Linked DNA regions of Homo sapiens: all the other regions are linked to region 1. A link is a contact called in ENCODE Hi-C or POLR2A ChIA-PET data. All regions are on one chromosome and are shown on one strand. The core of a region is the stretch at or near the end of the contact, and the rest is flanking DNA. Distances in the headings are between cores, read along the strand shown. Region 1 has its middle 21 kb from the start of CCDC32. Region 2 overlaps SRP14-DT (SRP14 divergent transcript). Region 3 overlaps SPINT1 (serine peptidase inhibitor, Kunitz type 1). Region 4 overlaps SRP14-DT (SRP14 divergent transcript).

Region 1 (2,700 bases), core at 101-2,600:
GTGAAACCCCGTCTCTACTAAAAAATACAAAAAATTAGCCGGGCATGGTGGCAGGCACCTGTAGTCCCAGCTACTCAGGAGGTTGAGGCAGGAGAATGGTGTGAACCCGGGAGCAGAGGTTGCCACTGCACTCCAGCCTGGGGGACAGAGCGAGACTTTGTCTCAAAAGAAAAAAAAAAAAAAGATGCCTGGCCAGGTGGGGTGGCTCATGCCTATAATCCCAACACTTTGGAAGGCCAAGGTAGGAGGATTGTTTGAGCCCAGGAGTATGAGACCAGCCTGGGCAACATACTGAGACTTTTCTTAAAAAAAAAAAAAAATTAGCCAGGGGTATAGTCACAGCAAACTCAGGAGGCTGAGGAGGGAGGACAGCTTGAGCCCGGGAGGTTGAGGCTGCAATAAGCTGTGATAATGCCACTACACTCTAGCCTGGGTGACAGAGCCAGACTCTGTCTAAAAAAAAAAACAAAATGGAAAAGAAAGAGAAAAAAGAAAAGAAAGAATGCCTGTAGCATAAATAACCCCTCATAAAGATGCTTATCTAACCTCCCCAGTGGTCATGAAACTTGCAATAAAGTCTGAGGTGTGACCAGCTGCACATGTTTTCCCCTAAAAACTTGTTATACAAAGGATACTTTCTGGAGGGCGGGCATGGAAACCACCATCTCGTGACCAACCAAGGTATGGCTTCTGTGCATAAGTTTCTATTAAGCATTTATCTCTGAGAAACTAGATTCGTCAGCCTCTCTCTCTGTTTTGTTTTTGTTGTTGTTGTTGTTGTTTTTTTGAGACAGAGTCCCACTCTGTCGCCCAGGCTGGAATGCAGTGGCATGATCTTGGCTCACTGCAACCTCTGCCTCCCAGGTTCAAGAGATTCTTCTGCCTCAGCCTCCTAAGTAGCTGGGAGTACAGGCGCACGCCACCGTGCCCAGCTAATTTTTGTATTTTTAGTAGAAATGGAGTTTCCCCATATTGGCCAGGCTGGTCTCAAACTCCTAACCTCGTGATCCACCCACCTCAGCCTCCCAAAGTGCTGGGATTACAGGTATGAGCCACTGCACCCGGGCTTGTCAGCCTGTTTCTTTGGCCCCTCAGCTCTCTTGGCCTTTAGGGGTAGGTTTGCATAGACCTGCTCACTGCAGAACATCCTCTTGCAATGTGGTGCCCAGACGATGCTTTCAGAGAGGCATGACCACTGCAGAATATATTTTTACACTACTATGTCCCAGGTACACAGGTACATTTCCACTATTGATTCCTAGAATTATAACTTTTTTTTAGCAGCACATAACACTGCTGACTCCATTGAACTGTTAAGACACTGAACACCTGTTTGGGGTTTTCCATACCACTTTCCCCTTTCTTCAGCCAACAGCAATCCTCTTTCACTTCCCATTCTCATATGGTTCTGGTGGGACTGTTTACCACAGTATCCTGTACCCCTAACCATAGATCTTGCCCTTGTCATAGTCAGTGCTCCAATGATGAGCATGTGACCCAGGCCAAGCCAATCTGAGTCCCTCCCCTGGAATGTATTTATTTATTTGAGACAGGATCTTGCTCTGTCGCCCAGGATAGGGTGCGGTAGGGCAATCATAGCTCACTGCAGCCTCAACCTCCTGGGCTCAAGCAATCCTCCCACCTCAGCATCCCGAGTAGCTGGACTACAGGCATGCAGTACCACGCCAGGCTAATTTTTAAATTTTTTTTTTGTAGAGACGGGGTCTCTTTCTGTTGCCCAGGCTGGTCTCAAACTCCTGGGCTCAAGTGATCCTCCCACCTTGGCCTCCCAAAGTGCTGGGATTGTTAAGCCTAAACCACTGTGCGGAGCCCCCTGGCATCTATTATATGGGGTTGGAAAGTGTTATCTTTCCTCTGGACTTCCTAAACTGGAATCATGTCAGCCCAGAGCTCCCTGTGCTATACCAACACACAGAGAGAGTCAACAGTGGGAGGAAGAGAGGCTAAAGATACTGCTGGAGTCCTGAGGTCCAGCTAACTGAAGCCAGCTCTATATGTCTTAGACTAGAATTGAGTCCGGCTTGGATTTTTTTTTTTCAACAGCCTTGGAAAACTTTCCAGAGTCTGGCTTCTTGGCTTCTGTCACTAGAACAAACTAATAAATACTCTGTTCTTCTCTGTCCTCTAGTTGTGTAGTTAATTTCTGATCCCAAATGAAAGATTTCACATTTATCTGTATCATGTTTCATACTTTGTCCCATCACTCTAGTCTATAGAAAAATTTTAGAATTGTTATTCTTTTATTCAATTACCTACTCCTCTCACTTTTGATAAGGTTACCTTCTATTCACTCAACCAAATCATTGATAAAGATGTTGAGCTGAACAGAGGAAAAAGAAACCAACAACATGTCAGTTTATCAATCCAAGAGTTTACCTTTGGGATGATTGTTCTAACAACTGTGGGTCTCCTCTACCATACTCTTACCCAATGTACACTCCGCATCCTGTCTGCCTTGATCAGGCACCATGCTGAAGACCACACTGCACCTTGGCATTCTGCTAAGCCAATATTTGATGGTCTCATCCCCAAAGGATGTAAGATTAAAGAGCCAAAACTGGTCCTGGAAATATCTGTTCTTTAAAATGCTCATAAACTCTCAGTAACCTATCTGCTTTCTTCTGCACACATACACACACACACACACACAATCCCTCTCACCTTTGCCTCCTCCCTTTC
Region 2 (2,700 bases), core at 31-2,530, 500 kb before region 1:
TAAAAGCTTATACGTGAGAAAGCATGGCAGAAAAGCTAGGTTTCATTGTTCTTTTCCTCTCCTTCTCAAGCAGTACCCTGAGTAGAAATATTCGGTCGTGCAAAACACCCCTCCCTCCCTCCCCATCAAAATCCCAGTCTCTCACTAAGCTCAGCTAGCTGTGTGGAGGCAACCCATCTGGTAGCTAAATCACACGAACATGTTCAGGACAAATGGTTAGTATGTCACACGCCCTCCATTTGTGGAGGAAACTTAGGTGATGTTAAACAAAGAACAGACTCTAATGGTGGGATTTCTGGTATAGGGGCTTTGGGGAGATACAAAGGAATTGCCAGTACCCTCTAGGCTACACTCCATGGGCAGCCCCTGGCCCCACATGCCTGGAAGGCCATCCTTGTACAGAATCAGGTGGTGGCACTCAAGAAATGTGTGTGAACTTTAAGAGGTTCTCCCCTTCTCATCTAGGATTTCCTTCCTTGCTGAACCTCAAGAAGGGGGCCAGCATACCCCATATTGTAAGAGGGGAAACTGAGGCCAGGAAAGGCAAGCATAGTTATTGCAAGCGTAGTTATTCCCAGCCAGGCTGGAAGTCTGGGGCATGAGCACCTATTCCTGCCCTCCTCCTCCCCACACTTTCATGGGTTTAGTGGGTGGGGGAGGGGCTCCCTTATTCAGGATGATTAGGGGTCCCCAATTTAAAGTTTCCTGTCTGAAAGTCAAGGACAGGAAATTATATAGCCAGAGTTCTGCACAAATTACCCAACAGGTGTCTCGACTCCCCAAAGCGACAGATGCTGTTCATCTCTTGGCCTCTGTGTCATCATTCATCCTTGATTGTTCGGGGAAGCCCACTCCACCTCTGTGACAGACCCACAGATGCAGATTTACACAGGGAATCCTAGACAGACACAATGAAGAAACTCCCATCTGATCAGAGCCAAGTCCCAGTAATAACATCAATGAATCATTGACTTCAGTGAGTCACAATATTGAGCTGGAAGAGGCCTCCAAGACCTTTTTAGTCCAACCCTTTACCTGCTAGTTATTCACAAGTGAATAGAAACTGAGTGAGGTCCAAAGAGGGAAAATGACTTGACCAAGATCACAAAGCTTGGTAATGCCAAAGGTGAGACTGGAAGCCCCGAGCCCTGAGCCCCAGGCCCATGCACTTTCCACACACCCCTCTGCCTGCCACAAACTAGCTGGCACAGAGAGCAGGAGGGAGGGCATAGGCCCCTCATGACTTAGCCAAGGGCAGCTCAGTGTCTCCATGCAGGTGGACTCCGTGTGTCAGCTTCAGCCCTCCCTTGGGAAGGGAAGGGCCTGGGGCCGTCCTCACACCCCAGGCGCCAGGCCACGGAGCTATAGGAGGCAGCTTCCTGCTTGGCCCTTATCCAAGGCCATTTCACAATGGGGGGAAAAGCGCTGAGCTGAGAGTCCCGGGTTGCTGCTCACTCCACCCCCACTCCAGCCCCTTTCAGACCCCCCAGGGACAACGAGCCAGGCCCGGCCTGAGGCTTGGGGTGAAGAGAGCTGCAAGAATGGAGACAGGCTGAACAGCCCCTTTTGGGAGTGTTCTATGAGCTGTGTCCCTGGAACTGGACGAGGGCACCACCTTGCATATTACCAGCACTATCCCCCTTCCCTTGCCGTCCACCTGCAAGCATTCAGGCTGGGGAAGTCCCTTCTGGGACAGGAGTGGTCGCTTCCAGTCAGCCCCATAGCACTCTCATGATTAGTCAGAGGGGAACCTGGAGGCAAGAAGGCCCACAAGCTGGGAGACGGCAAGGCCTGGGTCACTTCCTGCAGTGAGGCAACGTGACTACCAGGCAGAGGAGCCCAAATGTCTCCTCCCAAGATGCTACAGGGTCTGGGGTGAACTGTGGCTCAGCTGACTGAAATTCAGGCAGGAACCAAGACAGAGACACTGAGACGGGACATTCAGCCAGGATTTATTATGCCCTTACACACAGGGTCGGCTCTGAGCTCAGCTCTGTAAGGGATCTCGTTTGAAGTAGGAGGCAGTGGTTAAGGACCCAAATCATCCTGTCTTCAAGTCTTGAAGAGGAGACAAAACAAACCTAGGTGAAATGTCAAACCACAAGACAAGGCAGTGTGAAATGAGGGCCCACACTCTCATGCTGGACAGTCCAGTATGGCCAGTGAAGCGGGGGTGGGGAGGGAGTCACTGCAGACAAAGCTTCGGGGAAGAGATGGAACCGAGAATGATGGGGAGAACTTGACTCTGCAGACAGGATGGGAAAGATCTTTCAGACAGGGAAAGGAAGACAAGGCAGAAATCAACCTGCATACGTGAGGACAGGACCCTGTTTGCACCAGGGGTGGTCAGCCACGAGGCTGGAAATGTGCCTGGCCACAGGGCACTTCCTCACTCTGAGCTCTTGCTACTTGAACACAGCCTTCCTTGGTATCCGTGGGAAGTTGCTGGCCTACTGAGGCAGGATACCACACGGAGAACTAGGCAGGGGCGTGGAGGTGTCAAGGAACTCAGCCCCTTGGTGGAGGAGCCCTCTGACAACAGGAAGCAGCTGCAACGGGCTCCAGGGCTGTACTGGTATCTGCAACTCTCCCCCTACCCTGGCTGCACCCTGCAGAACAAACTGTTCTTCAAGAAGTTCTGGGGACAGAGGGCCCACACCTGCTCCCAGGTCGGGGTGGATAAACCCCCATCAGCCAGGC
Region 3 (2,712 bases), core at 37-2,536, 320 kb after region 1:
TGTTAGGGCCCAGGTGACTAGCTGTCTCCCTCCCAACAGAAGCCCTGGCTTCTGCGCTGGAGTGCAGCACCCCCAACCAGGCTCTGAGCTCCTTCCCAGGAGCCTTTAGTAGAGACACGCCACTCCAACCCACACCCCTGCATTTGTTCAAGCTACCTCCCGGTGCCAAAAAAAAAAAAAAATCATACTTTGAGCTCATTCGTTCGTTTATTCAGTGAATTACATTGAGCTCCTCTGTGCCAGACACTGCCAATCATTAGAAATTTGATACTGCTGAGAGGGGCAGAGGAAGCACTATTTAAATGCTTTACGTATCTCGAGTTGCTGGCGCTGCACACAGCCCTTGTGATGACAATACAATCATCCGCATTTTACAGGTGAAGAAACTAATTCATTGAAATTTCCTCCCCAAGGCCCTAGAGCTGAGATTGGACTGGATCCCCAGAGTTTAGTCTTACAAAAGAGGTATCGGGGTTGGTGGGGGTGGGGGGGGACTTAAAAGCAAATTTTAAGCAAGTACAACTACCATGAATGTACATATATGAAGTTATAAGTGTATAGCTCAGTGAATTTCCATAATGACACACACCTCTGAGGCAGGCACCCAGATCAAGAAGCAGAACCTTCTTAGCACGCCGGGACAGGCCTCGTTTTGATGGATAACACCTGGTTTTGGACTCGTGCTCTCATGGACCACCTCCCCATTTTGCACGCCTCAGCCTAAGCTCAAAACCCTCCCACACAACTGCAGGTGGTGGACACTCCCTGCCTCACACCCCTGTGTCTGCTAACACCACCCTGAGCCCAGAGCACCTCTTATTTCCTTTACTGCCTGTCTTCTTGCCGGATTGTGAGATCCCAGAGCCGCAGATGGCATCCAGTTGTGTCTGGGTTCCCGGCACCCCATGCTCCCTCTGTGACCTTGGTAAATCGTAGTTTAGTAAATGTTGAGTAAGCGGCAGGGGGTGGGGCTCATCCCCATTGTTCCACTTCATAGGGCACCGTGTTTTCCCTTCTAACCCCCTACTCTGACACTCGTCCATCCTTCGAGGCTCAAAACGGACTTGATCCCTACTGGGAACAACCCCCATTATCAGTTGGTTCTCAGACTCTACCCTAGTGTCCAGAACAGTGATCAACACAGAGCAAGTATTTAATAAGGGTTTGTTGGCCTGAAGTGAACATCCTCTCAGGGAGGGATAGACATCAAGTGAGAGGATGCCAGGCAAAGGGCCACCCCTAGTAACAGCTGCTTGCATGTGCAGAGGGAGTGCCCGAGGAGGTGGGAGCTCTCGGGGGTCACTAGGGGGCGCTGTGACTATGACTGGATGCCGTGTTCTTCCTGCAAGGATGTGAGGACTCAGTCTCAGGCAGGTGACAGGAGTGGAGCAATGAACGCCAAGACACAGCTCCTGCTCTCCTGGCGCTTACACTCTGGCGTGCAGGCTGCAGGGATGCAGATACGGTGACAAAACAGTCTGGTCCCCAAACTTCTCCTTATCCCTGAGACCGCCCCAGCCATCCTCTGCTCTGTGCCCACCCACATGACTCAGAACTTTGATCCCTACCTCCATGTCCTGAACAGGCAGTTTCCTCCACTTCAGAAGTCCCCTCCGCCCTGGAAAGCTCCTACTTTACCCCGTGTTCCAGCTCACGAAGCTTTCTCTGGCTCTCCAGCCAAAGTTCATTGCTGCCCTCTCCACGCACTCCTGCTCTACACAGCTCCGCTGCACGCATAAGTCCAAGCTAGTGTGTGTCTCCCTTTATCCAGACAAGACTCCTCAGGGCGCTGACCAGGTCTTAGTTATCCTAGCGTCTCCCAAGCTGGGCCCTGCTTGTGCGTACCAGGTATCTGAAAAATGGCTGCTGGAACAAAACAGAGGCCGGTCAAGTGGAGGAGATTAAGGTTAATAAGTGACTTCGTGGAGAAAGTCTAACATCAGGTGAGTGGCCCTGCACGGTGGCTCACACCTGTAATTCCAGCAGTTTGGGAGGCCGAGGTGGGTGGATCACTTGAGGTCAGGAGTTCGAGACCAGCCTGGCCAACATGGTGAAACCCCGTCTCTACTAAAAATACAAAAATTAGCCGGGTGTGGTGGCACACACCTATAATCCCAGCTACTTGGGAGGTTGAGGCAGGAGAATCACTTGAACCCGGGAAGTGGAGGTTGTAGTGAACCAAGATGGCACCACTGCACTCCAGCCTGGGTGACAGAGTGAGACTCCATCTTAAAAAAATAAAATTAAATTAAAAAAAAAACTAGGTGAGTAGGGGTCTCCAAGAGATTCTTGCACACGTATGTACATAGCATTATTCACAATAGCTAAAACATGGAATCAACCTGAGTGCCTATCAACAGATGAATGGATAAGCAAAATGGAGTACACACAATATACACGGTGGAATAATATTCAGCCTTAAAAAGGATGTTCTAACATATGCTACAACACAGATGAACCTTCAGGACATCTATATTATGCTAAGTGAAATCAGCCAGTCACAAAAAGACAAGTATGATTCTACTCATCTGAAATGCTTAGAGTAGTCAAAATCAAAGAGACAGTAGAATGATGGTTGCTGGGAAAAGGAAAATAGAGAATTATTGCTTAATGGGTACAGAGTTCCAGTTTTGTAAAAGGAAAAGGCTCAGGAGATGGATGGTGGTGATGGTTGCACAACAATGTGAATGTACTTAGTGCCACTAAACCATA
Region 4 (2,700 bases), core at 169-2,668, 480 kb before region 1:
CTGAGGGCAGGGACATTTTCTCTCTGGTCTACACTTATAAACTCTTTTCTAAGAACATACCTGGCACAGATTAGGTGCTCAGAAACATGTGCTGGACAAAAGAATGAATTAATGTTAAGGTCTAGGAAAAGCATGGAGGAGTGGTGGTGGAGAGGAAGACCGTGGGCCAGGTACTAAAATCTGTGAATGAGCAGGAGTGGCCTAGAGTATGGTAAATACTAGAAGGGATGGTGGATGGTCTGGTCTGATGGCATAGCTGCAAAGGAGATGCAGACTTAGGCTGAGGAGGAAGGGGGAGAAACCTACAGGTGGCCATGAAAGCAGGGAGGACAACTCGCTGCCTCCAGGCATACTGATGTGGAAGAAGAAAACAGAGCCAAGACAGGAGGTGGCTGCAAGGAAGCTGTGTGTGGGGGTCAGGCAGGTTTGCAGTAGAACAGGATGGTGAAAGGAATGTTCAAAGGGAAAGTCGAGTGGATGGGGAGATTTTGCTGATGACAAACCATAAGTTCCCGAGAGCAGAGTGAAAGGATCTGGGGGATTGTGTCAGATTAGGGGAATAGAGCTACATGGGGGTGAAAGTCTTGGGGGTGAAGGATGAACAACAGTGTCAGGCTTCTGGAGGTGTCTAGGGACACAAGGCCACAGGGCATGATGGGCTCTCCTGAAGGTCTCTCTTGGGCAAGTGGGTACCCCTGCTCACGCCAGCTCCTCCTCCAGCCAGGGCCCACGGGCCATGGACCACAGTGAGGCAGTGATATTGGCGTTGGAGGGGCCTTGCCAGACACTGAGTGTTCGGGGTGGGAGGAGAGGGCAGCTTTGGGTATTGGAAGGAAAGTCGAGCAGGCACTCCGGAGACTAGATTCTCATCCAAATCTTTCCTACAAACCATGACGTAACATTGGGCAAAATGGTCATGATTTTCCTTATCTATAAAATAGAGAGGAGAGGAGGTCTCTCTTAGCTGTGCAAATCCTGGCCTCTGTCTCCTTCTTTCCCTGACTTCTTCTAGCTCCTGTCTCCTCAGCCCTCCCGACTTGTAGCTAAGCCCTGGCTTTGTATTAACCACCCTCCTGCTGTCAGCATCGCTGAGAGGCATAGCCAAGGCCTGCCCTCTTCCTCCTCCCTGGCTCCAAAATGCTCCATGCACTGTCCCATGCCACTCTGATCCTGAGCAGCCAAGTGGGCAGAATGACACTCCTTTGGGCGTGGAAGTGAACATCAGCCATGAGTAGGGAGAGGAAACTGCCCACAGAGAGGGCAGACTCCATCAGGGGCAAGTGACAAAGCCACAGACTGGCATGAAGAGGCTTCCCAGGCCCTCTGGAAGGCAGTGAAGCCAGCAGCCTGGCTCCTGGGATGGGCTGTCCCCTATTCAGCAGCTCCATGGGCCTGGAAGTGGGCCCAGGGAGCCAGCCAGAAGGAGGCTGTGGCCAGAGGCTTGATTTGCAGCCCAGGACTAGGACGCAGGGTTCTCATCCAGGCTTCACCCACAGCAAATGTGCGACTCTCCCTGGCCCTCTGGGTGGGGATTATAATAACTACCTTGCTTACCCCAGTTGCTGGAGGCCAATATTCACTGAACATTCATCATGAGTCAGGCATTCAGTAATCCTCACAATGGCCCTAGAAATTGGCCTGTACTATTTTCAACCCTTAGGGAGGAGGTGACAGACACATAGAACATCTAAGTAACTTGCCTGACACTCCACAGCTTGTAAGTGGCAGGGCCAGGCTCTTAGCCCTAAACCATACATTAGAGATTTATTATCATTTAGGTCCCTCAACAATCTTGTGATGCAGGTATTACCATCCATTTTACAAACATGGCAATGGCTCAGAAGTCTTCAGTTATTTGCCCAGGGTCACTTGGCTGACTGTAGCAGAATCAGGATTTGAACCCAGGCCCAACTTCAAAGCCAGTCCTCTTCTCATTGGGTTGCGCCCCCAGCATTAGCACAGGGACAGTTCCTCAGGCTGACTGCCCAAGGCCCCATCTGTGCAAACAGGAGAGGAAATGGCAGCCTAACTCCAGGCAGGGCCCGGGCTCAGAAGGGGGTCTACAGGGCTGAAGAGGCAGCTGGCCAGAGATTCCACAGGAAGCATCTTGTTGACACATCTTCATCACTTTGGAATTTGAGCAACAACATTTACCCCTTCTGAAACTCACCCAGAGGAAGCGGATTTTCTGACGCATATGAAGAGTGAGAACTGTCTACATCTAAGTCTTCTTTGAGAACAATACCAGCTGAGCGGCTATTTACATTCCAGCTTCTTTTGAGAATCTCTGAAGATGATTAAGTCATTGTCAGCTGGTAAGGGTTGGTCTCACCACTTCTCATGTTGGATCATTGAGGCAAGAAACCTTCAAAGAATCCTTTTTGGGTATCTTTTAGTGAGGAAAAAAGTGGGGACAAAGATACGTAAGGCAGTACTTGCCAGAAGTCGCGGGGTGGGAAGAGGAAGTGTGCAGAGTTCTAGAGCCTGTCTTCACCTGGGGGATGTGCACTGACGATGCATATACTTGGCTGTGAAGGCCCAAATTTAGGACAGGGAGTTAGAACCACCCACATTGAAAGTCTAAGGGCCTGTTTCATCTTGCAGCCTCACCACGCTCCCACCAATAGCACAAATACTGTAGTACAAATGCTATGCTCAGTAAATGTTAATCAGCCTCATAAACAGTTCAGGGAAGGCTTT

Evidence for each region. A loop is a pair of places that touch in the nucleus more often than their neighbours do. ChIA-PET counts read pairs that join two places held with the same protein, here RNA polymerase II (POLR2A). Pooled maps may share reads with other maps.
Region 2: a loop to region 1 is called in a pooled map, with 2.5 times the contacts of the local background. The contact joins two enhancer-like sites. A Hi-C loop is called at or near these places in 2 of 37 single-sample maps with no recorded cell type and 3 of 50 pooled maps.
Region 3: a loop to region 1 is called in a pooled map, with 2.2 times the contacts of the local background. The contact joins two enhancer-like sites. A Hi-C loop is called at or near these places in 2 of 50 pooled maps. POLR2A ChIA-PET finds 5 or more read pairs at or near these places in 4 of 52 experiments (GM12878, H1, MCF 10A and 1 more).
Region 4: a loop to region 1 is called in a pooled map, with 5 times the contacts of the local background. The contact joins two enhancer-like sites. A Hi-C loop is called at or near these places in 7 of 37 single-sample maps with no recorded cell type and 4 of 50 pooled maps. POLR2A ChIA-PET finds 5 or more read pairs at or near these places in 1 of 52 experiments (OCI-LY7).

The regions. Positions count from the first base shown.
Region 1 is chr15:40,542,686-40,545,385 of GRCh38, forward strand. It overlaps a transcript of CCDC32 not described here. Among named protein-coding and RNA genes, the nearest start is that of CCDC32, 21 kb to the right of the region's middle. RefSeq lists a silencer at 1,002-1,101 and an enhancer at 1,252-1,351. Within about 2 kb of position 1,351, at least 3 of the 41 ENCODE cell types and tissues checked have a DNase peak (open chromatin) inside an H3K27ac peak, as active enhancers do; they include OCI-LY7, where a contact is called at or near this core.
Region 2 is chr15:40,046,096-40,048,795 of GRCh38, forward strand. All of the region lies in intron 2 of SRP14-DT (SRP14 divergent transcript), which reads left to right. Among named protein-coding and RNA genes, the nearest start is that of SRP14-DT, 8.1 kb to the left of the region's middle. RefSeq lists enhancers at 1,279-1,408, 1,749-1,878. Within about 2 kb of position 1,281, at least 35 of the 41 ENCODE cell types and tissues checked have a DNase peak (open chromatin) inside an H3K27ac peak, as active enhancers do.
Region 3 is chr15:40,858,010-40,860,721 of GRCh38, forward strand. SPINT1 (serine peptidase inhibitor, Kunitz type 1) reads left to right here. Exons shown (of 11, transcript NM_003710.4): 11 at 1-198. Among named protein-coding and RNA genes, the nearest start is that of SPINT1-AS1, 15 kb to the left of the region's middle. RefSeq lists an enhancer at 73-122. Within about 2 kb of position 1,287, at least 5 of the 41 ENCODE cell types and tissues checked have a DNase peak (open chromatin) inside an H3K27ac peak, as active enhancers do.
Region 4 is chr15:40,062,287-40,064,986 of GRCh38, forward strand. All of the region lies in intron 2 of SRP14-DT (SRP14 divergent transcript), which reads left to right. Among named protein-coding and RNA genes, the nearest start is that of SRP14-DT, 24 kb to the left of the region's middle. RefSeq lists enhancers at 229-1,064, 1,911-2,020, 2,431-2,540. Within about 2 kb of position 1,419, at least 12 of the 41 ENCODE cell types and tissues checked have a DNase peak (open chromatin) inside an H3K27ac peak, as active enhancers do; they include OCI-LY7, where a contact is called at or near this core.